Linked DNA regions of Mus musculus: all the other regions are linked to region 1. A link is a loop called in an ENCODE intact Hi-C map of the cell type or tissue named here. Cell type or tissue: heart. All regions are shown on one strand.

Region 1 (5,000 bases):
GGAGGCAAAGGGAAGGCCATGCATCTGGAGGAACAGGAACTGGGAAGACGCTCCAGGGCACCCCCCCCCCCCAGCAGTACTGAAGCAGTCAACCACCGGGGAGCAACTGGCCGGCCTGGGAAGCTGCTGTAAGCTGTGCAGAGCTTCGGCTCCAGCTTTCATACCCAATGTGCTGGGCCGGGCTTTTCTGTGATGCAGGTCCTTTCCTGCTACCCCTGTGCCTTAGAAGCATCCCTCACCTCCATTCCTGTCAGTAACCCCAATAAAAACTTACCTGTTCGCCATTTGGATACCAGGGTAATTGTTACTTTGTGGGTTACTGTTGTGGGTTCTCTTTCTGGAGTAAGTAGTCAGGTGAGAAGTATAACTTTCCATGAAGTCTGTCACACAAATCTCAGCAAAGAAAACACACACTATTTATACAAGCATAGTGGAGCATCAGCTCTTTAGACATATTTGAAAACTTTATGAAAACTTCATTTACTCCTCCTGACTCTCAGTATGGGAGCTATGGTGGTGGGATTCACAAGGCTGAGACCTCAGCTGGTGGAATGTTTCCCCAATCCCCCAATCCCCCAATGAGGGTGGCTCTTTCCTTCTATGTTAAGTTTTTTTTTTTTTTATTGACACCCTTCCTAGTCATGCCCAGAGGTGACTCCATTGTGATTCTAAATCCAGGTTGGCAAAGAAGAAAGATCACATTTCATATAGATTTTTCTTAAATGTTAAAATGTTTGTATTACCTCTCTCTCTCTCTCTCTCTCTCTCTCTCTCTCTCTCTCTCTCTGTGTGTGTGTGTGTGTGTGTGTATGTGTGTGTGTATGTGTGTGTGTGGTTCCCTCCTTTTACCATGTGGGACCTACGGATTGAACTCAGGATGGCAGGCACCTTTGCGCACCAAGTCTTCTTGCTGGCCCAACTTTCTTCTTTTGCGACAGGGAAAGACAGGGTCTCACTATGTAGCTCTGACTGAACTCACAGTGTTCTGTCTGCCCCCTGAGTACAGGAATTACCAGTGTGTGGGCCATGCTGAGCCAGACTTCACTTAGTTTGTAAACTCTGTTCAGTCTTTTGATCAACGTGACTTCAAAACCCACAGAATACATATGTAGCTTTTGGGAGGTCACCTAAGGATGCGTTTCTGAACACTCAGGAGGCTTAAACCTGACTCTATGGTCTTTACTTAACAAACCAAGTTCTGCTTCATGCTGACTTGTCCTAAAATTCTTTCCTGTATTGTGGTTAAGGTCACCTTCACCTGAGTAGAGGCCTTTAAATGGGTGTGTCTCCTGCAGTTCCTCACCACATGCTGTGAATGGCTTGGCTTTGCCACATACTCCCTACTAGGATAAACTGTTAAACCCAGGCCTCACTATGATACATTGTTTATCCCAGACCTCACTATGATACATTGCTTATCCCAGACCTCACTATGATACATTGCTTATCCCAGCCCTCACTATGATACATTGTTCATCTCAGACATCACTATGATACATTGCTTATCCCAGACCTCACTATGATACATTGTTCATCTCAGACCTCACTACGATACATTGTTCATCTCAGACCTCACTATGATACATTGTTCATCTCAGACCTCAAAGGTCAAGGGTTAAAAACCATGAACAGAAACCTCCAATCCTGAACAAAGAGCAAACTTTCCCTTGTACAAGTTGATTATCTCCCGCATTTGATAACACATTGCACCAGCTCAGGTAAAGAACACAAACCTGTGCCCCCTTTGCCAGCTGGCTATTAGCTTATGAACCCCCACTATGCAAAAGGCCCAGCTTGTAAACATTTGTCCAAGATGGAGGGGCTAGTAGGAGATCTGACAGACAAACTGCCAGGTCATTAGCCAGCCAATGTAACCGGATAGACAGATTAATCTATGGAAGGCCAGAAACTGGGGCAGGCCACTGAACTCAGTTCCCAAAAATTCATCAGATTGTATGTTTAGCTAAGTGTGGTATGTTCTTGGGGCATCAGCCTGCTGAGTGACGAGGCCCCTGGCCCAGGTGAGCAGCAAGGGCTGAGTTAATGATAAGATCAAGATGTATTTCGTACATGTGTGAAAATGTCATAATGAAACTCCATCTCCCAAGCGAGTAACTATGGCCTTGGTTGTGGGGACTGCACCTCTCCCTTAAAGCCCTCGGCCATTCCCAGTTATCTTTATTTCTCACCTACTGAAATATTCACATCCTGATACTTGCCAAACTACCTGGGCCGTGAATATCCACTCAAATTCTGCTTCAAACCTGTGTGTGTGTGTCTGTGTGTGTGCGCGCGCGCGCGCGCGAGAGAGAGAGAGAGAGAGAGAGAGAGAGAGAGAGAGAGAGAGAGAGAGAGAGAGAGAGTGAGAGAGAGAGAGAGAGAGAGAGAGAGAGAGAGCGAGCGTGAGAGCGAGCAAGAGAGAGAGAGAGAGAGAGAGAGAGCGCGCGAGAGCAAGAGCGCACACGCACTCACAGCCAGTCGCAGGCTAAGGCCCCAGCCCCAGAGAGACTGTGAATTTCTGACCAAGTCTGCCACCTACTGGCGATACTTGATTCTCACGGTCAGACCTAAACCCTGCTGTCCCAATGGCTTGGTGCCCATTCTTCCTTCCTTGTTGTTATGTGGTTGTCCACACACTTGTAGCCTATTGCTACTGGACATGCTCAAGTGTAAGTAGAAATGCTGAATCTTGGTGACAGGTGCTATCCATGAAACAGTAAAAGTTTTTGCCATTGGTATTTGGAATACTGATGTGGCACAACCAGACACAAGGCCCAGCTTCTTGTCTTGGTGAGAGCGGCAGCAGCATCTGGCATGCAGGAGTATGGCAGAAAAGACCAACTGCATAGCTCCCTCATCTTCTCTCTATTCTCACGGAAGTTCTCCTAAGAAACTGCCTTCAAGTCAGAAGTTTGGTTTTCTAATACAGGCAATGGCCACTGCCACTGGTTGCCTCCAAGGGCACCCATACATTCATATATACATATATGTACATGCACACACATACATATATAGAGATAAAAAGGTAACAGATATTTAAAACAAAAAGAATAGCTCTTCCCCTCCATGCTGGCTAAGCGTCACAGTGCCGGACTAAGAAATTGTCATTTAAGTTTTCTGCAGGTGTGAACACTGTAGGCAATGACATTGGCCAGCCAGTCAAGATGAACCTGTTGGTACAAGTGTCAAATCTGCCATGGGGCTGCTTGTTGCTGGGGAGGTCACAAGCCCTGGTGTGGAAGCCGCCAGCCACTGCTGTTTTGCTAAATGAACATGATGTGCCTGTCCAATCGCCCTTCAAATAACCGCCTTTATGCCAATAGGTTGCTACTGCTTTCAGCTCTACTCAGAGAAGCCTTGGCATCTGTCAGCTGTGACTGCGGAGCCGTACAACTGGTCACAGTACTGAGAGTAGATCACCATTTAATACCATTCCTTAATGGGCACCTGTGCTGCCCCATTCCACAGCTCAGGGAATGTGGGAGAGCAAGAGCTGGAATGAATGTCAGAGCTGCAGGGTGGGAGGGGAGTGGTGTGGGTGCCCACACACAGTCGTGACAGGGCTGTGGCACGCTTAAACTCACAGCAGCTGTGACCACTGCACTCCATCTCCTCGGGATCCAGATTGTCAGGACCCTGTCAAGAATGGGGCACTGGCTCACGGGGCCCTATCATGAGGATTTAGACACAGGTAACAGGTGATGGGGGACAGAGAGACATTTTCTTCAGTGGTGTAGCCACTGGTGAAGTGGCCATTTCTTGTAAACAAATTATATCTATGTTCTTGTAAGCAGATTTTAAAATATTCATTGGGGAAGATACACACATGCAACACATACATACTCATATACACACATGCGCCCATATATACACACACATACTTACACACACATATATACATACACCCCCATACACACAAAACACATACACACATACATACTCATACACATACACACATGCACCCATATATACACACACCCATACATACACAACATATACACACATAAACATACACAACACATATACATATTTATACACACATCCCTACACACATACACACACATACATATACACACATTGCAAAGAAGGAGCATAGTTGGGAAGAGGAAGGAGATTGGGGTTAAAAGGAGGAGGGTAAAAGGAGGTAAGACAGAGCGAGATCAAAGCACATATATGTAATATATATGCATGCATGTATAACAATAAAATTATTATACTTTATATTATATATTATATTACATATATTAAATATATTATGTATGTGCATATATATTTTCAGAGACCATACCGTGAGAAAGCGAGCCCTTCACAATCTCCCACCCTTACAGGCCAAATGGCCTTGTGCTAGGAGCCGGTTGTCACTCCCTCCTCCCTGTTCCCTTCCTGGCACCTGAGGCTATAAAGCTGAATTATAGTCCCCTCTTCCTTATCTCTCCCTGAACTCTCATGACTTCCAAGGACATGAGTTACACGCTGAGCCCGGCCTGACACCCCAAGGCTGTTAAGGAGGATCTATGTTCCAGAGATAAGATGCAGAGTGCCCTCTGCCTGGAGCCTGACTTCGGCCCTCATGTCAGCAGATGCCCACTTCTTTGTTCTTTGTTAAATTTCCCCTCGACCCCTCCCTATTCCCCTCGATGTATGCTTTAAAACCAGGCATCTCAGCCTAATAAACGGAGACCTTGATAGGTACCATCTACTTGGTCTTCGGCTTTTCTTCCCCTTCCAATCCCATTTTCTTCCAGGTTTGCGGTCCCCCTTGCACCCACGAATAACTGTGTCCCGCAGGGCGGTATATATAAAACAGGGAGAGATCAAAATACATTATGTCATGTATAAAAGTATAATAATAAAAACCAAAAAAATAATAAAAACCATGACTGCCTATAATTAATATATAATAATAACAATTTAAGAAAATTTTTTGCCAAGAAAGAAAATAGCAAACCCTGGAGGACATTTCCTGCAAGTGTCATTGTTTTTATGACTTATCCAAGGTG
Region 2 (5,000 bases), 370 kb after region 1:
AGAAAGCAGACAGCAGACACAGCAGACAGAATCCAGCAGACAGCAGCGGGAAGAGCAGCAGCAGCACCCACACCCCTCTCAGGATCAGGACCCTTGCATTTATATACTCTCTCAATAGTCCCCATAATTCCAAATGTCATATACTTGCAAAAAACTATTTGCAACTGGCAAAATGACCCTGCCAGAGCACGAGGTAAATCATAGTCTGCTGCTGTGAACATCCGGAAGCAACCCCACATCCCATACCTGGGACAAAAACATATTTCCATCACATTTCTTTGTTTTTAAAGAAACCAAAATTCTCACTACAGAGCACCAGGCTGTCAACCCAGGGAAGATGTTGTCTCCTTTCAAGTTCAAAGGCAGTTTGGGGTAGGAAGACCTCAGTTTGTTTGTTTGTCTGTGTGTTTGTTTGTCTGTTGTTTTCTTCTCATACCACCTCCAATGGATCAGTGGAGGCCCACCACATTCCAGAGAGCAAACTACTGCTCTGCGCCATCTCTCCTGATGTGACGCTCACCTAAAAAATATTTCACAGTATAAGAGACTAGCATTTCATAAACTGTATCTTTGCAGAAATACAGTTATCCTAAAATCATATCTTAAGAATGTTGTCTAACTAAATAGCTTTAGAGTAGAATATTTAGGATATTCTAGGCAAAAGTGTGTTGTCTGTATGCAGAGCATCTTGCTATTAAGACTAATGATTTTCCAGAGCAGGGAGGAGAACAGAAAGACAGTTGCAATGCGAGACAAGGAAGGAGAGAGGAGCTCTGTCATGAGGCTAGCCAGAGTCGGAGAAGAGCAGACAAACTATCCAGCAAAGGCAAAGTGCCAGTGTCTAAATGGCCAATAGATACAAGTTAGAAATCTCAAACCCCAATCTGTTCAAGATGCAAAAATGGAGAGATCACGTGAGAGTGAACCTGCTGGATATGGAGAACAGAGATGGCAGACTTTCTTGAAGGGAAACACAACCTTACAGAGAGGCCTGGAGGGGTGGAATTCCTCCTGAATGCATTCAAACCCAGTCCACCTGGCCTTGTTTACGCTACTGCGTGTTTTTTTTTTTTTTCAGGAAAATTACTGCAAAAATGCCAGGAAAAGAAATACAATGAAGACTCAGACAAACAAAAGCGAGAGGCTTTGATTTCAAAGGACCTTTATTAAAGATCTTTGGCATTATTTTAGGAAGAAGGAAACTGACCTCAGAGGGAAGGGGTGCTATTTTCGAATACAGGAAAAGCCTGGGAAGTACACTGGCCAATCAAAACAAATATTGGTTCATTATATCAAACAGCAACAGTTCAAACAAGCCCTCTATAGTATAGCATTGGAGCAGGGTCCTCTTGATTCCCATGATCAAGAATATGAATATGAAACTGTTTGCAAGCCACTAAGAGAACAAATTTTACATTATAGCAACATTAAATCTTATCTATAGAATAATACCTATGTTAATTAAGTTAGTCATCTCATAATGCATACACATTTTAAATGTTTATGTTTTACACAACAAATAGAGACAGCTTTGCAACTAAAGATAAAATCCAGGCATGGTGGACCATACTTTACCCCACCCAAGAGACAGTTGGAAAACTGATAGGAGCTAAGGTCAACCTGAGCTACATAGTGGACTTGAGGCCAGCCTGGGCTACATGACACCCATCTAAAAAATACAGTTTGGTTTTTTTTTTTTTAACTTTGAACAACTGTAGTTATTTAAAGTAACTAAAATGAAAGAAAAGAACTTTTTGCTTAATTATATCATTTCATTTTTCTTTCATTTTTGAGAATATAATATAATCACAACATTTTGCCCTTCCCTTTCATCTCTCTGGACCTCCCTGTATTCCTCATCTTGCACTCCTTCAAGTTCATGGTCTCTCCTTTTTAAAAATGTTGTTACATGTGTATATGTATATGTGTCTGTGTATACATGTGTGTGTGTGTGTGTGTGTATTCCTAAATGTGACCTGCTCAGTCTATATGATTGCATTTGTATGTACATTTTCGGGGCTGGCCCCTTGGTCCTGGATAACAAATTGCTGCGCACTTTCCCGGGGAGGACTCCCACTGTCAACATCCCTTCGCTGTCTGAAGCTCTTTGTCTGGGGTTAAGGCCTCATTAGCCTCAGAAGGGGAAAATTTTAAATCCAAGGATCTCTGCCTTCTTGTTGCTTGGGAGGAAAAGAGTAATTACACGTGACCTCTCTGAAACACACAGGAGTTGACTATGTTCAAATTTCTAGAGCACTCTCATTACCAGAGAAGTGTTTCTCCATGGGAGTTGGTTTTGTCCCCCAGGGGACGTGAGGAAATACCTGGAAACACAGTTGACTGTCTCAGCTGGCTAGGTTATCACTGGTACCTAGTAAAGAAAGCTGGCCAAGCTTAGAACCCAAAGTTATGCAAGCAGTCCCCCACACTCACAAGTTACCAGGTCTAAGATGGCCACAGTGGACAGGTTAAACCCCTGCTGGAAAGGTGAAAGTGAACTAAAAAGAACTATTCAGAGACAAGACCACTCCTACAAGAGAGAAAAAGACTTTTTTTCTTTAAAAGGTGGGGCAAAAGAAAAACACAAATAACGTAAATAAATCCCAAAGCAAAAAGACTACGTGAGCCAACAAGCGTTCGAATGGTCATGTTTGCTTGTTTAATCAAATCAAAGAGTGACTTCTGGGGCTAGAGAGGTGGTTTATCAGTCAAGAGCACCCGTGGCTCTGGAAGCGGACTTGGGCTCACTTCCCAGCAATCACGTGGCAGCTTACAACTGCCTGTAACTCCAGCTCCAGGGAGCTGAGGCCCTCTTCTGACCTCTTTGGCCACAAGGCATGCATGTGGTGCACACTCAGCATACATTCAAGCAAATGTTTATAAAATAAGAACAAATAGACCCTTTAAAAGTTTGCTCAGGCCTTGCAAACTGGTGCTGGTATTTGGTCTCAGCAATCTCTATTTTTCTCATGAATAACATTTTCTGTCCAGGCTTACAGAAAGGGTGGTGTTCGTTAGGTGTCACATTCTTGGTGCCAAGGTAGGGGACACTGCCTATGCAGCTCCCAACCATCTGAGAAGCTGTCTGCATTTGCTGATAGGGCATCGTGAGCGCCTCCCCTGTGGAGCCTGCAGGGGCCTCACAGGGAGAGATCCAGGAGTTCAAAGATGAGTTCTAAGGTCTGGGGAATTAAGATAACAGTTGTCTTCCTCGTAGATGTGCTTGGAACCTTGTTTTCTTTCTCTTGCCTCTTAAGGTAGCATAGTCTCACCACGTAACACAGGTTGGCTTGAAGTCATGGTTTTCCTGCCTGAGACTTCTAAGAGCTAGATAAAAAGGCATGCATCGCCGGGCATGGTGGTGCACACCTTTAATTCCAGCACTCGGGAGGCAGAGGCAGGCAGATTTCTGAGTTCGAGGCCAGCCTGGTCTACAAAGTGAGTTCCAAGACAGCCAGGACTATACAGAGAAACCCTGTCTCGGAAAAAAAAAAAAAAAAAAAGAGGCATGCACCATCACATCCTGACTGAACATGTTTTTTTTTTTTTTTTTAAATGTGATATTGATGAAAAAGCACTACCTATTAAAAGCTCGTTATTTGCCAGGTCCTCTATTCTTCTACAGGGATCTCCCACATAGAATAACAAGCAGCCACAGAGCCCTTGGAGCCGCATGGTGTGGGTGGCTGTGCTGAGGCTCTGGCTGTGCTGATAGGATGTGGGCAAAGCTGCTAACTTCACAGCCAGGGAGTGGAGGCAGGAAGAACCCCCAAAGGCAAGGCAAAAGAATTTCTGAGTATTCAAGGTGTTAGGGTCACGGTCAACACCAGCAGGGTGTCCTCTGGGACACCAAGATGTCCTGGCAGAATGTGTCCTCCTGTTTACAGAAGGCCCAAGACACAAACTCTCTCCCTCTCCTCCCCATCCCTGGCCTCCTTTGCTGGCTCTAGCCTGCAACCCCGGGTTGCCTGGGTTGCCCACAGGTTCACTGTGCTTCTTCACAGGGCCCCCTGCTCCAGTGGCTGGATTAACTTCAAAGCACCCCATTTTTCTGTCACTATGGATGTCAGCCTTGCAGCCATGGGGGTGGAGGGGGATGGAAATGCCCTAGTCAGTTTTCCATGCACAGTTCCCCCAACAAGCCACAAATAAAACCATTGGCAGCATAGGCAGAGTTTTAGGGGACAGTGACGCTGGCACTCTCCGTCCCAGGAACGTGCCTGTCCCCTTTGATACTGGCTTTAAGATAAACCAGGTGCAATCTCATTTGGATGAAGTCTGTCTTAGCCACTTTTACTTAATGCTGCCCCCATTGCAACTCAAAATTGAGAATCCACTGATCCTGCTGGCACCCAGGACCACGCTCTTGTCAGCAAACCTCACCCCACCACATACACACCCCAAAATAAATTGCAGCGGAAACAACCCTAGCTAGCTGGCTCCTTCGTTCATTCCACAGCTCCTCGGGCTAAACCCAGTAGGCTTGGACAAGTGTTTTCTGGGAAATGGTTACTTCTGTTTTTAATTCTCAGCTAGCTGGATTCACTCGGTACTCAGACCTGTTCAGGAAATCAGAAGTTAACTCCGTTTCTTTTTAGAGGCCTTTGATCACCTTGGAGCCGTGTCTTTCTGCCCCACCAGTGCTACTGGGGAGCAGCTCTCTATGTCGCTGCTACTCCTCCCTGTGTGGTAGCACCTGGCATGACTCATTCTACAGAGTTAGTACTCAGAATGAGGACTGAATTAATGTATCTTTTTAAAATTGTAACCGAAGTTTTCTTGGCACAACAAGTGAACATGTGGAGTAGAGTCTTTGATACATGCAGATAAAACAAAAAAACACACAAAAAAACAAACAAAACAAAACAAGACACACACACAAAAAAAACTATAGTTAGCCAAAGCACACATGCAAGAGAAAAACAAAACTAGTAAAAACTGTGAGACCCCGACTTAGAGCGTTTCTCCCTGGAAGGTACAGCCCCTGGATGTTCCCCAAG
Region 3 (5,000 bases), 50 kb before region 1:
CACACCCGCTCTCCTTTACCTGGAGTCTACTTAAGTCCCTTGCATCACACTCCAGGATCACCTCCAGGGAGGGAGAGGATCCCCAATGGCTCCCTGGGGCCCTTTCTCATCAGTGGGCTGTCTACCTACAAACTGTGCTGTGCTGTAAACCTCCTAGAAGGCTTCTGTCCCAGCCATGCTGCCCCGACTCGGGAGAAGAGAGTGCTCTAGTTGCTCAATGCGCTACGTTCTGTTTTCACTAAGCTGTGGTCTATAGTTGAACAGTTTGTGAGACTGCATAGGCCTTACTTTCAAAATTCCCTGTGAAAATATCAAACTGAAATAAACATTTGAAATAATACTTGGTTGTAAAATGAAAGTGTGTGTATGTCTCAGAGATATAAACCTGAGTTAATAAAAGACAAAAATTGTCTCAAAATATAGTACATGAAGTCCAAAAAAATTACATATTTTTAGATAGTCTCTGATTACATACCTTAACAGACGACCAAAACTGTCGTTGAAAAAATAAGTAAGGCCCAGAATTTTTATTTTCTAAGACACTGAAAGAGAAACGAAGCACAATCAAATGTTTGTAAGTAAATAAATGCCAAATGCCGCTTCATCCCGATCAGTAAGATAAATGCTGCTTCATTCTGATCAGTAAGAACGTCCTCAAGTAACGGGGTCAGGAAAACGACCCAGCAGTGTGCAGCAGCAGTGAGGCTCTGGCACGAGGGCCAGCTTAGCATTCACCTCAGAAGAGAGGGAGAGAGGGAGGGAGATGGAGAGAGAGAGGGGAGGGGAGAGGGATAGGAGGAAAGAAGACAGAGAGAAGGAAAGAGGGAGCTGCAAAAAGAGGGAAGAGAGAGGAAGGGAGCGAGTCTGAAGGCCTGTGAAGTCAAATATACTGAAGGAAACAAACAACAACTCAATTTTAAACTATTTTAAGAACATTATTTGCTATATTCTGTTCAAAACAATTCCTCCACCTCTCTGGGTAATTTTATACTACTCAGGCACAGTTTATACGTCAAGCCACCTTTATTTTTCTAATCTAGACCCTGAAAGCAAATATAGAATGTTGCATCTCATGTTCGTATGGCTTACTTACTTTTTGGGATATAGGGGCATAAATACATCATCATCTAAAGTTCTTCTCATCCTCAGTAAAAGAGCTTTAAGGTATACCTACGGAGTGAGAAGAAGTACATTTGAATTTGTTAAAAAAATTTAATACAATTCTACCAGATAATCTTTCAACAATTAGTAATCAATACAGTCATTTACCAATTTTAATATTCCAAATCTACTATATGAAAATTTAAAATCAACATACTTTATTTCAACATAAGGTTACCTGAGACCCAACAATGATAAAGCCTTTCCCGATCGGCTCAGTGAAAGCAGTGATTTTACGGTTGGCATTAACTGTAAGTGTATCTGGTTATTTTAAAATATGCTATTTAAGTCCCAATTATCAATTATGAACTAATCTACTGGTTTTACTTTCTATTCTCCCCCAAAGTTTTTACTGGAATGTTTGATTGGGAGAACCAGAAGTGGGCTGTGCTACTGAGTAGACTAATGGCATCTTTCTTCCATGGAAATTTGTACAACTGAAAACTAACAGCTAACTGTACATACTTCAGGTTTTACAGCCAGATTACCTAACTAGGAGAATCAGCAGCCTGGCTGACTCAGGATAACCACCCATTCTCTTAAACTCTGGCTCATTTTCAAAAGAAGAAAACAACCTTGCCAAGCATGGGACCTGAAGTACCTGCGTGTTTTTATTGTCTGCATTGACTACTGAGGGGTAGCCATTTATTAATTTCATTGTGATTCCAACCATCCTTGAAGTCTGTGTTGTAGAAAAGGGATCCCACATGGTTTCAGCTATCACTATTAAGAAACAAAAGACAAGATGTTAAAATGTAGAAAAATGACAGCTTTTTTTTTTAATGATTTATTTATTATGCATACAGCATTCTGGCTGAAAGTACACCTGCAGGCCAGCAGAGGGCACCAGATCCCATTACAGATGGTTGTGAGCCACCATGTGGTTGCTGGGAATTGAACTCCGGACCTCACTGATTAATGGATGTTACCCCAGAAGCTCAGAATCCTTCTTAGAAGGGGAACAAAACACCCATGGGAGGAGTTACAGAGACAAAGTTTGGAGCAGAGACTGAAGGAACTACTATATAAAGACTGCCCCACCTGGGGATCCATCCCATAAACCACCACAAACCCACCAAACCCAGACAGATGGCAGATGCCAACAAGAGCTTGCTGACCGGAGCCTATATAGCTGTCTCTTGAGAGGCTCTGCCAGTGCTGAACAAATACAGAAGTGGATGCTCACAGAGCACAAGGTCCCCAATGAAGGAGCTAGAGAAAGGGCCTAAGGAGCTGAAGGGGTTTGAAGCGCCCTAGGAGGAACAACAATATGAACTAACTAGTACCCCCAGAGCTCCTTGGAACTAAACCACCAATCAAAGAAAACACATGGTGGGACTTGTGGCTCTAGCTGCATATGTAGCAGAGGATGGCCTAGTCAGTCATCAATGGGAGGAGAGGCCCTAGGTCCTGTGAAGGTTCTATGCCCCAGTATAGGGGAATGCCAGGGCCAGGAAGCAGAAGTGGGTGGGTTGGGGAGCAGAGGGAGGTGGGAGGGGATAGGGGATTTTCGAAGGGGAAACTAGGAAAGGGGATAACATTTGAAATGTAAAGAAAGTAATAAAAAAAGAAAAGAAAAATCAATACAACAACAACATAAAACTAAGTCTTAAAATAAAACATCTTTACTAGGTTAAAAAAAAAGGAAATGAACTCAGGTCCTCTGGAAGGAAGAGCAGCTAGTGCTCTTAACCTCTGAGCCATCTCCACAGCTTACTTTTAATGCCAGATAGTTAGTTCTTTACTCATAAATACCAGTATTTATTTTGTGCTTTATAATACAAACTTCAGAATTTGTTCATTTAAAAAAGGCCAGGGTTTAGTGAAGCCCTAGCGGCCTTCGGTCAGTATCAATGCTGGAGCCGTGGCACATCCACCAGCTGCTGGCCTTACAGAAGGGCAGCACTGTGTCTGATCATCCTTTGTCCTATGAATTAAGGATTCTGAGGGAGAAATGTGGAGAGGCGCATGTTACTCAGAGAAAAGAGAGGGGGAGAAGGCTCCTCCATCCCAGATCTTATTTACACAACCAAAATTTCTATTTAAATTTCACTTTTACTTTTTTTTTCAGTTTAAAATAGGTTCCTGTATCAGTAAATGCTAATCTTTCAAGATAATTGTCAAAAGAGATGTGTATGACTCCCTCATAATATTCGGTTTGGCATCAAGCAATCTTGAATCTCTGAAAGAAACCTATTGATCAATTACTGCTCCAAGTATAGGTCCCTGTAAAGTGGCCTTCAAGCCTCAAGCTAATCCTTTTCTATCCTCTAACATCCTTGGACCAGGTGACACCTGACACCTAACATTGGTTATGTAACGTCTGTGATAAAATGGTCACTGGTCTAGGAACACTAGGCACATCTGAAAGCCCACGTGCTGAGCCCCGCCCCCGCCCCGCCCCGGCTACCTGTCAGCTTGGGGAGAATGACCTTCTCCACAATGGTGGGCAGCAGAGCAACGTCAGCCTCATCCTTCTCCTGCTCTCGGTCTTCACAGCCATAGAACAGCAGAGATTCAAACCACAGCATGGTTTCAAAGTCACGGCATTTTGCCTAAAACATATTACAAACATTACTCAAACACTTACAACTTTTGGAGGAGAGATTTTAAAAAACCTTATTTAAAACAGATTAGTATCAGATACAGTTTATCTTAATTGATTATCAACTATGCTGTATCTCCCTTTGTAGCTTTACGGCAAAAAGTACCCAACACCTGAGCTACACTGCTTTTGAACATTGCTAAGAACCACCCACCTCAAGAGGAGTCCAGGTGAGAAGCTGAAGTCTGATTAGGGGGTTGAACAGTTTGGGCAGACAAAGACCAATATAAGCATCCTTATAGGACATGTAGTATTTTGAACGCCATGCTTCAAACTGTGCTTTAATGCAGTCAATTGAATAGAAACTCTCAAGGACATCTTCAAAAACTTTGCTAGACTCTTTCAAAATTCGATCTAGAAAAGAATTTACAAACAAACAAAGTTTAGAGCAGCAGACCCGCAGCAGCAGGACACTACCGTGCTCACAGGACACAGCAGTAGACTCTTGTCACGGGTGGAATGGCTCAGCAGAGAATGGTGCTCGAGCCCACGCCCACTGCTTGAGAACCCTCTTCAGAACCCACATGCAAACAGGAGAACTGGACCCAAGTCTTATGGGTGAAGTGTCGTCATGATGTCTAGAGTGAAATAGACGCACACACAAAGACAAGGAAAGGCAGGAAAGTATCTGCATCTTCAATCTGGACCAATGCTGGACAGCATCACTCTTTCAAATTTCCCCATGTCCAAGATGTTCAATATAACAATGTTGGAAGTCAGGTGTGGCAGGACACATCTGTGATCCCAGTACTTAGGAAGCAGAGGCAAGAAGACCAGGAGCTTGAGTAGGTAACAAGTTGAAAGTCAGCTTGGGCACAAAATGAGCAGAATCTAGCCTGGGCTGTGAATCCCTGTTTCAAAAATCCAAAGTCAGAGAAACTGGGCCTGGCAACACAGGAAAGCTGAGACAGGAGTCACAAGTTAAAGGCCAGTCTGGGTAATTCAGACAACTTGTCTTAAAATTTATTTTTAAAAGGCTGAGACTATATAGCTCAGTAGAACTTAAATTTAATTCCTAGCACACCTCAATGGGGTGGAGTGGGGGATGAAGGAAGTAACATAATCCCAAATGAGCACAGTCAGTGGGAGGACGTGAGCTACTTAGGGAGCATTCACAAAGGCCCAGCATAGACTTGTGCCAACTACTACTCCCGGCTGAATTACTCTCCAGGAGGCCCTCTCCAGGCTGAGAGCTAGCTTACTTCAGCCTTAACTTTCAGACCAGACAGCTTCA
Region 4 (5,000 bases), 750 kb before region 1:
TGCTGGGAACAGGCACCATGACCGAGGCAACTCTTATAAGGACAACATTTAACTGGGGCTGGCTTACAGGTTCAGAGGTTTAGTCCATTATCATCAAGGCAGGAAGCATGGCAGCATCCAGGCAGACGTGAGGCTGAAGAAGTTGCTGAGGGTTCTGAGAGTTCTAAGTCTTGTTTCAAAGGGAACCGGGAGAAGACTGGCCTCCAGGCAGCTCTAGGAAGGAGCTCTCTCAAAGCCCACCGCCACAGTGATACACGTCCTCCAACAAGGCCATACCTCCTAATAGTGCCACTTCCTGGGCCAAGCGCATGCAAACCATCACACATGGGTAAATGTAGTAATGCTCATTACCCACTTCACATAAAATAATGAAATGGGGGCTGGAGAGATGGCTCAGCGGTTAAGACTGCTCTTCCAGAGGTCCTGAGTTCAATTCCCAGCAACCACATGGTGGCTCACAACCATCCATAATGAGATCTGATGTTCTCTTCTGGTGTGTCTGAAGATAGCTACAGTGTGCTCATATACATAATATATATATATACATACACACACACACACACACATATATATATATATTTTTGTTGTTGTTGTTTTTTCAAGACAGGGTTTCTCTGTGTAGCCCTGGCTGTCCTGGAACTCACTCTGTAAACCAGGCTGGTCTCGAACTCAGAAATCTTCCTGCCTCTGCCTCCCAAGTGCTGGGATTAAAGGTGTGTACCACCACTGCCTGGCATAATTTTTTTAAAAGAACAATGAAATGGGGCTGAAGTGGTGGCTCAGTGGGTAAAGGCCCTGCTGCCAAGCCTAATAGCAGTAGGTCAGTTTCCAGAATTCATGTAGTGAGAAGAGAGAACTCACTCTCTAACCTCTGACCTCTACATGCATGGCCTGGCATGTGCAAAAGTGCATTCATGCACACACACACACACACACACACACAAACACACACACATTTAAATAAATGAATAGAATAAAAACAGCGAAATAAACAGAGAAGAAAACTTGTTAAGATATCAGCCTATATGTTTCAGTGAGAGGAATTAATAGTGTTTTGTTTTTTTTTCACATCTGGCTAAGAGCCTTACGTTGTCAGATGCATCCTCCCTCCCCGTTGCTACGTTCCCTTTGAAATCAGCCAGCCCCTCATCTGGACTGGACTCTGCAGGAGCAGAACTGGCTGGAGCAATACAGTCTTCACCCCAGGTAGTTTTCACATCTTGATGGTCAATACTGTCCCTCCTGTTAGACCTTTATCATAAACATGGCAGTTTTAGAAGATGGCCCATGAATCTGTGATGTTCTTCCACCTGTTGACAGGCTCCAGTTGGGGCAGCAGCCCTCCCACTTCTTTTTTTTTTTTTTTTTTAAAGATTTATTTATTGATTATATGTAAGTACACTGTAGCTGTCTTCAGACACTCCAGAAGAGGGAGTCAGATTTCGTTAGGGATGGTTATGAGCCACCATGTGGTTGCTGGGATTTGAACTCTGGACCTTCGGAAGAGTAGTCGGGTGCTCTTACCCACTGAGCCATCTCACCAGCCCCTCCCACTTCTTGATAGACAAGCAAGACCAAAACCAACTTTCGACATTGCATTGTTGTGTATTTGTGTCTGCTCGCTTGCTCGCTCTCTCTCTCTCTCTCTCTCTCTCTCTCTCTCTCTCTCTCTCTCTCTCTCTCTCTTGTGTGTGTGTGTTATGTGTGCCTGTTTGCCCAACTAGTTCTGAGGGACACTGTACAGTGTAGGTCACAGAATCACACACACAGAATCCCATTGACTTATTTTTCTTCTGAAATGTGTGTTGCTTAGCAACACTGTGTGTGGCAGTGGTAATGTTACTCTAACAACAGTAGGTGTGAATGCTAGTTCAAATCCAGAGCAAGTCTGCCTTGTAAAGGAAAGGGCTGGTGGATGAAAGCCCATCCACCACCAGGGGGCAGGCTGGTCCCTTCGAGAAGGCACTAGCAAGGGCTGAAAGCTATCGATGTTGGATCCCGTGCCTGAGATAGGAAGTTAATCAGATCATCTGGGAAGAAGGAAGCCTGCAGCTTTGACTATACTCACGGATTCCATTCCTGATTTCCAGTCAGTCCTGTGCATGAGCCCACCAAAGAGTCACTCATTGGCTGGGAGAGAGTTGACTGGCAGCTACAGGGTTGATCTCCACCGTGCCTCACCTTTACCACCACGGAGTGAAGGTCTTTGTGGACTATACATTTGAGACACGTGTCTAGATGCCCATCCTGTGACTCCTTAAATCTCCCTGATGCTGATTTTCTAGTCTCTTTCCTCCGGGCTCCTGATTGGCCAACTTAATATTAACCACTGTTAAAGAATCAATAATGTATGGGCTGGAGAGATGGCTCATCAGTTAAGAGCACTGTCTGCTCTTCGAGTTTAATTCCCAGCAACCACATGGTGGCTTACAACCGTCTGTAACGGGATCTGACGCCCCCTTCTGGTGTGTCTGAAGACAGCTACAGTGTGCTCATATACATAAAATAAATAAATAAATCTTTTAACAAAATAATTAGTAATATGTAATGTCAAGCTTCCTCATCCAGCAAAAACTGGGCAATAAAATATCATACACAGAACTGTGCATGGTGGTGCATGCCTTTAATCCCAGCACTTTGGAGGCAGAGGCAGGCAGATTTCTGAGTTTGAGGCCAGCCTGGTCTACAGAGTGAGTTTCAGGACAGCCAGGGCTACACAGAGAAACCCTCTGTCTTGAAAAACCAAAAAAAGAAAAAAGAAAAATACACAAAGACCAACTTTGTAGCTCTCAACCTGTGGGCCATGACTGACTTGGGGGCTGCATATCAGATATTTGCTTACTTATTTTATGTATATGAGTACACTGTAGCTGTCTTCAGACACACCAGATCTTATTACAGATGGTTGTGAGCCACCATGTGGTTGCTGGGATTTGAACTCAGGACGTCTGGAAGAGCAGTCAATGCTCTTAACCACTGAGCCATCTCTCCAGCCCCTCAGATATTTATATTACTCTTTATAGCAATAGCAGAATTACAGTTATGAGACAGTAACAAAATAATCTTATGGTTGGGTCAGCATAACATGAGGAGCTGTGTTGAAGGATACCAGCATCAGGAAGGTTGAGAGACACCGCCATAGGATATAGGATGGTTTTCCTTGCCTACTGTTTTAGTGGCCATTCAGGAGTGTTGGTGTAGGGTTACGAGTCTAGTGAGGTTGATACACGCACACCAAGAAGATCCCCCTCAAGCTAACCTTGACTTCCTCCTTCTTGGTTGAGCTGGCATAGGGAACTCTGGGTGAGCATGGACGTGGAAACGGAGGGGTGGGGCGGGAGAAAGTAGAGGAGAGCCTCGTGTTCACAAACGGTTTGTTTTCACCATTGGCGTGAGCACCCACACACATCATTTTTTATTTGCCCAGTTCTTAATTGTCCTCCAAACTGCTGTGATCTGCAGGTGCAAAGGTTAATAACTTGCGATAGATCAGGATGCATTCTTCCATGGCGGAAGCGAACTAAACCTGCCGTAGTAGTCATTGCTTGCTTCTGTCAGATCCTAAGTCTTGGTGAAACGAGGGTGGAAACATCAGTTGATCGATCAGCATCAATGTCACCTGTGGAGTCTACTCCTGGGTGGGTGTTACAAAGGGCCAACTCTTGTTGAGTTCTTGTCATAAATAGATGTTGTTTTGCTGTCTGTATAGAAATCATGAACAGAAAGGGACAGGTCCCTTTGCATTGATGACCCTGAGTCCCAGCGAGTCACAAGCTGGCCTTGCAAATCCAGAGGCCTAGAGCTGTTAAGTTTTGAGGACTGGAGACTGAAGGCTCTGAGCTTTCTAAGCAGGAGGCTCACTCTACTAGGGGCTAGGGGCAGAGGCTTAGTACTCTAGGCTTAGAGTGCTAATGCCCAGTGGTTCTCTAGAGTTGTAGCTCCTGAATGCTGAGTGTTGAGTCCCTTAGGTCTTTTTTTTATTTTTATTTTTATTATATGTAAGTACACTGTAGTTGTCTTCAGACACTCCAGAAGAGGGTGCCAGATCTCACTACAGATGGTTGTGAACCACCATGTGGTTGCTGGGAATTGAACTCAGGACCTTCAGAAGAGCAGTCAGTGCTCTTAACCGCTGAGCCATCTCTCCAGTTTTAAGTCCCTTAGGTCTTTATAGCCTCCAGCAGTGCTGTTGATCTCTTGCAGTGGCTGGTCTTGCAGTCTTTATACACACACTCTCCACTTTCTGATCTTACAGCTTTTCGTCCTCTGGAGTCTCTGCCACTGTTCTTTCTATGCCGCCTTCCTTCCCTGATGATCTGTCCCGAGTGCTCTCTGGAGCTCTTTAGTCTGCTTCTCGTGTGGTCCTGGACCAAATGCAAGGGAGGAAAGGGGAAGGCATCTCTTCCAGCTTCCATCCCTCTCCATTTCCTCGTAGTGCAGCTGCCTCTGGTCCTCTTCCTTGTCCTCGATGTTTCTTTGGCTCTTGCTGCCAGCCCCTCCCTGCCACAAGGGACTGTACCTCAAACTGTGAGCCAAAGCCAACCTTCCTTTCTTTAAGTTGCTTTTGTCTCAGCACTGGGATGGTAGAGGAGGAGGAAGATCATAAGTTTGAGACCAGCCTGGGTTCCATAGAGATTTCCAGGCCAGTCTACACTAGATAGCAATACCCTACATCAAAACAACATAAACAGCACAGAAAAATCAAAATCTGAAAACCAGCCATCCCCTTACAGCTGGACTTATTTGAAGGGAAAATAAACATTAAATGGTGTTTACAACAGAGACAAACAGTAACCTTAATACTCCATGAAGCAACTCTTTGACAATGTCATGTGCACGCTTGTGTGCACATGTGTGTAAATGTGTGTGTATTGTATATGCATATATGTAAATGTATAATATGTATGTGTGAGCTATATATCGTGTATTTATTTTGCTCTCTCCACTGAGTCCCTTCTTACCCACAAGTCACCCTCCTACCTTCATGACTTTATTTATTT
Region 5 (5,000 bases), 360 kb after region 1:
GCCCATATGTCCCAAGTGACTAACTGTTTATTGATCCAGTTTGTGGTATGAATCTGGGAGAACGGAGCCTAAAAAACGATACAGACTCAAGTCTCATTCGATAGCCAACTTTACTCAGAGCATCAGACAATTTATAGTCTGAGAGTTCATAAGAGCACCTGATCCAGGTGGTGGTGTCGCAAGCCTTTAATCCCAGCACTTAAGAGACTGAGGCAGGCAAATCTCTGTGAGTTCATGGCCATCCTGGTCTACAGAGCGAGTTCCAGGACAGCCAAGAGCCAAGGCTATATAGAGAAACCCTGTCTCGGTGAAGGGAAAGTCAGGGAAGGGAAAGAATGTTTTAAGTTGGTGTAAAGCTGGGGGCAGGGGGATCTGTTGAGCATTCCAAGGGATTTACCTAAAGGTTACAAGGATGCTATACCACACACAGAGGAGAGCAAAGATGGCTAAGGAGGGAGCAATGATAACCCAAGGTAATTTGTCTCTGGGCTTGCAACATCCCAACATTTGAACATCCCACATCATTTGAAGTCCTAATAAATCAGTCTTCATAGTCACGGCTTCAGGTTCATAATTCCCCACATTGGCCAAACATCACATTTTGTGCATATGGATGACAAGTATTATTTCATTAAATATGTAATGTTCCATGTGGCCGGGAAGGCTCATTCCAAGGATCTCACATGGATGAGCTGGAGTAAGCGAACAGCAGTTTTCAGGATAGCGTAATAGCTCGTCAATCTGACAGGGAAGAAACCATTGAGCCATTACCAAACTTCTTACCCATCATGAACCCAGGCTGACTGTTTCGTCCTCTGCGTACCCATTGACATTTACACGTGACATGTAATAGGAGGGTTGTATTTAGAATACAGAGAACCAAGAACAAGCCTGGCCTAATGAATTAAAGGTACCAAATGAAGGAAGCCGGCATCCCAGACAACCCACAATCCTCCAGCACACATCAGCTGATACTTTGAAAAGGTCTAGCAGGACCTACAATTTCTCACAGCCTTCCATGGGTCAGGCAGTACCATATTTCTGTTTAATGTGAGCATCTGGAAGTGGTCTCTGCATCCCAGAATCATTCAGGGGAGTTTAGTTATGTATACCTAGAAGAACAGAAACTGTGGGAACCAACGGCTTTGTAGGTAGGTATTCTTCAGGTAACAATTACAATGTGCAAACTAGTAAAGGTGTTCAGGCATTTGCAAATAACATAAGCTTCTGGCAGGTACAAGGAATCTTTCGTAGCAAACAGAAACAAGTTTTGCAGCATGACCTTGTCTAGACAGCTCTGAAAATCTTTCCTTTGGGCAGCTTCTGGAGAGAGTCTGAGTTCCCAGACAAGGGGCGGAGTCTTTAACAAGCAAGCAAACTCAGCTTACTAAGAAAGGCTTTGACTCCCTCTGCTCCTGCATAGCTGTAAAGTTAGGCACAGGTTTTTTATCAAGCTAGCATAACACACTGTGCTGCACAGAGACATGAGAATAAAATACTCCTGTGTATTAGCTACCTATCACTATAGCTTGTTAATTAGGTCTGCTCATCCAATCAAAGGCCTTGGCTGGGCTGTGTGGGTGGGATCTTTCTGTCCAATTGTCTGATGTGAAGTTCAGAAGTTAAGCCTCCTGTAGCTTTAAGCCTCTATGCATGAAGTGATGAATCAAGCCATACAATTCAGGATCGAGGATCCCAATAACAGACGGAGGAATAATTTGAGGAGATGCCCTGCCAAGGACACACACCAAGTGTTACAATTTTAGTAACTGCTGTGTTAAATGCACAGATTTCCCCATTTGGGCCCCACTGGGGATTCACCTGGGTTTTTTATGAAGCGGGTATGTATCTTCTGCCGGGATCAGCTAGGTAACAAAAGTAGTAATTAGATTGTGATTCTGCTATATAAAAATGTGCACATGTCCTGCAGAGTTTAGGGCTCTGGCCAACACAAGAGGATTGGCAGTCTGTTTGGTTGGAGGTGTAAGACTGACAGTTACAAGGGGGGATTAGAAGACCCAATATCTAGATGTATAACAAACAAGGCATAAGCAACAAGGGTAAGCAGATGACCCCTCCTGGCAAACCAGCGTGTGCCCAAGAGAATTCTCTGTGCCAAGCTTCTAATTCTGGAAGAGTGGTGGGCAGACCTACAAATAGCAACAAGGCCAATATTAGCATAATTCTCAGTGGATCCAGGGGACATGGTGACCCCCATTTTCAAGATTCCCCCGTTGAATTAACTCCTCAGACCAGCCCTTGGGTGTGGGGCCGAAGAACTCTTCAAGCTTATGCTTGCATGACCAGGTGCGTTGGGTGTGGCTAGGGCAAGGACTGTGAGCCATTCCATGCTGTCCCTGGGGAGTAACCCAGAGAGATTGTTTTGGGGGGACCTCTAGCAGTCCTGGTCTTACTTCTCTGGCTGTGTTGCCTAGTAGGTCCTGTGAAGTAAATCTACAGCCTTCAACAGCAGTAAAAGCTGTTAGGTCTTTAAGCAACTCAGGACAAAAGGCTAACTGTGATGCCTATTAGCATACCAAAGCATATGCCGGCCTCCAGACTTCCTCCAGGACAGGGACCAGTGGCTCCCCTCAGCTCTTCTCACCCTGCCCCTCTCTTAAAAGGAGAATGGAGTGGGAGGGGTCGTAGAAGGGAGAGAAAGTGTTAAAAAGTGATGTAATTCTATTTTAATTTTTTAAAAAAATGTTATTTTAAGGGGCTGGAGAGGTGGCTCAGTGGATGAACCGTGGCTGCTCTTAAAAAGGACAGGGGTTCAGTTCCCAGCATCCACATGTAGACTTACAACCATCTATAACTGCGGGTCCAGGGGATCTGTGGGCCTCTTCTGACCTCAGAGGGCACTAGGCACACACATAGTACACATACATACATGCAGGCAAAACATTCATATACATAAAACAAAACAGCTCAGCCCTGCAGGCTTCAGAGATAACAGAGAGACTCCAGTGAGATTGTCATCCTGAGAGTCTGCCTGAACCTCCTCAGGAAGCACTTTCCCTAAGTGCTGAGAGCAGACAACCTTCAGCTGCAACAGTCAGCGTTCATCTTAAGTGCCCCGGCACTTACATACACAAAGACACAAAGGAAGGGGGGTTTCCTGTGAGGAAGAGAACATTCAGAGGCTCTTCTACAGCCCCGTGCAGAAGCGTTGGCCATGCTGACTCATGGCAGGATCTTGAAACCAGCTTCTAATCTGGTCCTGCCCTCAAACTGTGAATGTTCAGGATGGGACAAGTCCTGAAGAACTCTTGTAGCCATCAGACGCCAACATGGAAGGGCATTACAGCCCTGGAGCTACACACTTGGGCGTCCACATACTGGACTTTTACCCACACATTTATTTCCAGGTTGTCCTATGTCCCTCCCATTCTCTAACCTCTTTGAGAGGTACTCCAATGCTGGTCTTCCAGAGAAGGTCCCCAATGGCCCTAATCCCTCTGATGGCTCCCATAAGAAAGCCTGTGATGGCCTTCGGCAGAAGGTCACAACCAGGACAGGATCTTCTAAAAGGTGTGGCCCACATTTAGGATGGGTCTCCCAACCTCAACTGATACAGATTTAGGGTGGATCACCCCTTAGCCATTCTAATCAAGAAAATGCCTCACAGGTGTCCCAGCTGCTTGGGTTTTAGTTGATTTCCGATGGAGTCAAGTTGATGATGAAGATCAGCCAAGTCACCTCCTTATCAACACACAGGAGGGAGAGAATGATGTCATGCCTTTAAACGCATTGTTGGAAGCACGGGCTGGGTGGATGACAGAAAGCAGAGAAGTGTTGCTGCAGGCCTCAAATGCTATCTGGTGGCCTTCTTAACCTTGCTTGGGATCTGTGGAAGCTAGGGCTCTGTTCATACTCTCCAAAGAGTTCAGTGGTTAGTCAGAAGGCTTTTAGGCTCACCTCCATCTCCCACCTCTTGATGGGCACATGCTGAAAACACGTAATCACCATCCAGCTTAATCCATTCTATCTCACTGTAACAAAAATGCTCAAAGCTGGGTACTTCCCAGGGGAATGAAGTTTACTTAGCTTGACATTCTGGTAGTTCAAAGTCATGACTCCTTCCTCTTGGCCCTGATAAGGCTAGCCAAAGGAATCAAATTGTCTGGCAGACAGGCAGAAGAGAGATTTGGAGAAGGTCCCAGCCTGAGTTAAAACAATTAGTGTAATCTCCTAAAGCTGGACCCATCTCCACAAAACATTAATCAATTTGTTAGCAGAGTAGAGCTCTGTCTTAGTTAGGGTTTTTCCGCTGTGAACAGACACCATGACCAAGGCAACTCTTATAAGGACAACATCTAATTAGGGCTAGCTTACAGGTTCAGAGGTTCAGTCCATCATCATCAAGGCGGGAGCATGGAAGCATCCAGGCAGGCATGGTGCAGGAGGAACTGAGAGTTCTACATCTTCATCTGAAGGCCGCTTATAGAATACTGGCTTCCATGCAGCTAGGATGAATGTCTTAAAGCCCATGCCCACAATGACACACCTACTCCAACAAGGCCATTCCAAATAGTGCCACTCCCTGGGCCAAGCATGTACAAACCATCACAAGTCCTAATGATCTAATTCACTTCCTTCTGATAGACTCCATTTCTCTAAGGTCCCCACTTTGTTGCCTTACTGGGGAGCAAACATCCAGCACAGCCAAGCCATAGCATCCTCCTGAGAATTCAGCTTTGGTGCCAACTCTTCCGTGAAGAATCTGCTCACTGCTCCAGTTCCATGGGGATAAGAGGATAGTGTTGTGATCATTTGGCCTCCAGGATTTCAGTGGTGCAAGCAGCAGAAATGCAGGCTTTAGTTTCTTACAACATGACAGCCCAGGTGACTCCCTGGGCGGCATGTAAAAAACACAAAGATGATGACATAATGTTTAAAGGAGATCACATGTGTATTTGTGTGAACCCAGGTTTCCTTGTGTGGGTGTGAGGGGATGCATGTGTGGGGGTGTGTACATGTGTATGAAGGACAAACATTAA

Evidence for each region. A loop is a pair of places that touch in the nucleus more often than their neighbours do. Peaks named below come from ENCODE experiments on the same cell type or tissue, not always from the same donor. Only the 100,000 strongest peaks of a DNase experiment are listed, where the experiment ranks them.
Region 2: a loop joins it to region 1, with 2.4 times the contacts of the local background. A loop is called at or near these places in 3 of 42 quality-filtered maps.
Region 3: a loop joins it to region 1, with 9 times the contacts of the local background. A loop is called at or near these places in 3 of 42 quality-filtered maps.
Region 4: a loop joins it to region 1, with 2.7 times the contacts of the local background. A loop is called at or near these places in 3 of 42 quality-filtered maps.
Region 5: a loop joins it to region 1, with 2.4 times the contacts of the local background. A loop is called at or near these places in 3 of 42 quality-filtered maps.

The regions. Positions count from the first base shown.
Region 1 is chr16:91,071,165-91,076,164 of GRCm38, forward strand. It overlaps a transcript of 4932438H23Rik not described here. Among named protein-coding and RNA genes, the nearest start is that of 4932438H23Rik, 4.5 kb to the left of the region's middle. In heart, a CTCF peak has its summit at 2,556 (motif pointing left); a DNase peak (open chromatin) is centred at 2,547; H3K4me3 peaks cover 440 bases; H3K27ac peaks cover 248 bases; H3K27me3 peaks cover 1,066 bases.
Region 2 is chr16:91,438,866-91,443,865 of GRCm38, forward strand. No RefSeq gene overlaps it. Among named protein-coding and RNA genes, the nearest start is that of A930006K02Rik, 24 kb to the right of the region's middle. In heart, a CTCF peak has its summit at 2,814 (motif pointing left); a DNase peak (open chromatin) is centred at 2,766; H3K27ac peaks cover 2,891 bases.
Region 3 is chr16:91,021,576-91,026,575 of GRCm38, forward strand. Paxbp1 (PAX3 and PAX7 binding protein 1) reads right to left here. Exons shown (of 18, transcript NM_026110.2): 11 at 3,921-4,120; 12 at 3,572-3,716; 13 at 1,763-1,884; 14 at 1,094-1,170; 15 at 476-542. Among named protein-coding and RNA genes, the nearest start is that of Synj1, 13 kb to the left of the region's middle. In heart, a CTCF peak has its summit at 1,998 (motif pointing right); no DNase peak of the experiment used is centred here.
Region 4 is chr16:90,321,161-90,326,160 of GRCm38, forward strand. No RefSeq gene overlaps it. Among named protein-coding and RNA genes, the nearest start is that of Scaf4, 39 kb to the left of the region's middle. In heart, a CTCF peak has its summit at 1,939 (motif pointing right); a DNase peak (open chromatin) is centred at 2,041; H3K4me3 peaks cover 254 bases.
Region 5 is chr16:91,430,593-91,435,592 of GRCm38, forward strand. No RefSeq gene overlaps it. Among named protein-coding and RNA genes, the nearest start is that of Il10rb, 27 kb to the left of the region's middle. In heart, no CTCF peak of the experiment used is centred here; a DNase peak (open chromatin) is centred at 3,109; H3K27ac peaks cover 1,177 bases.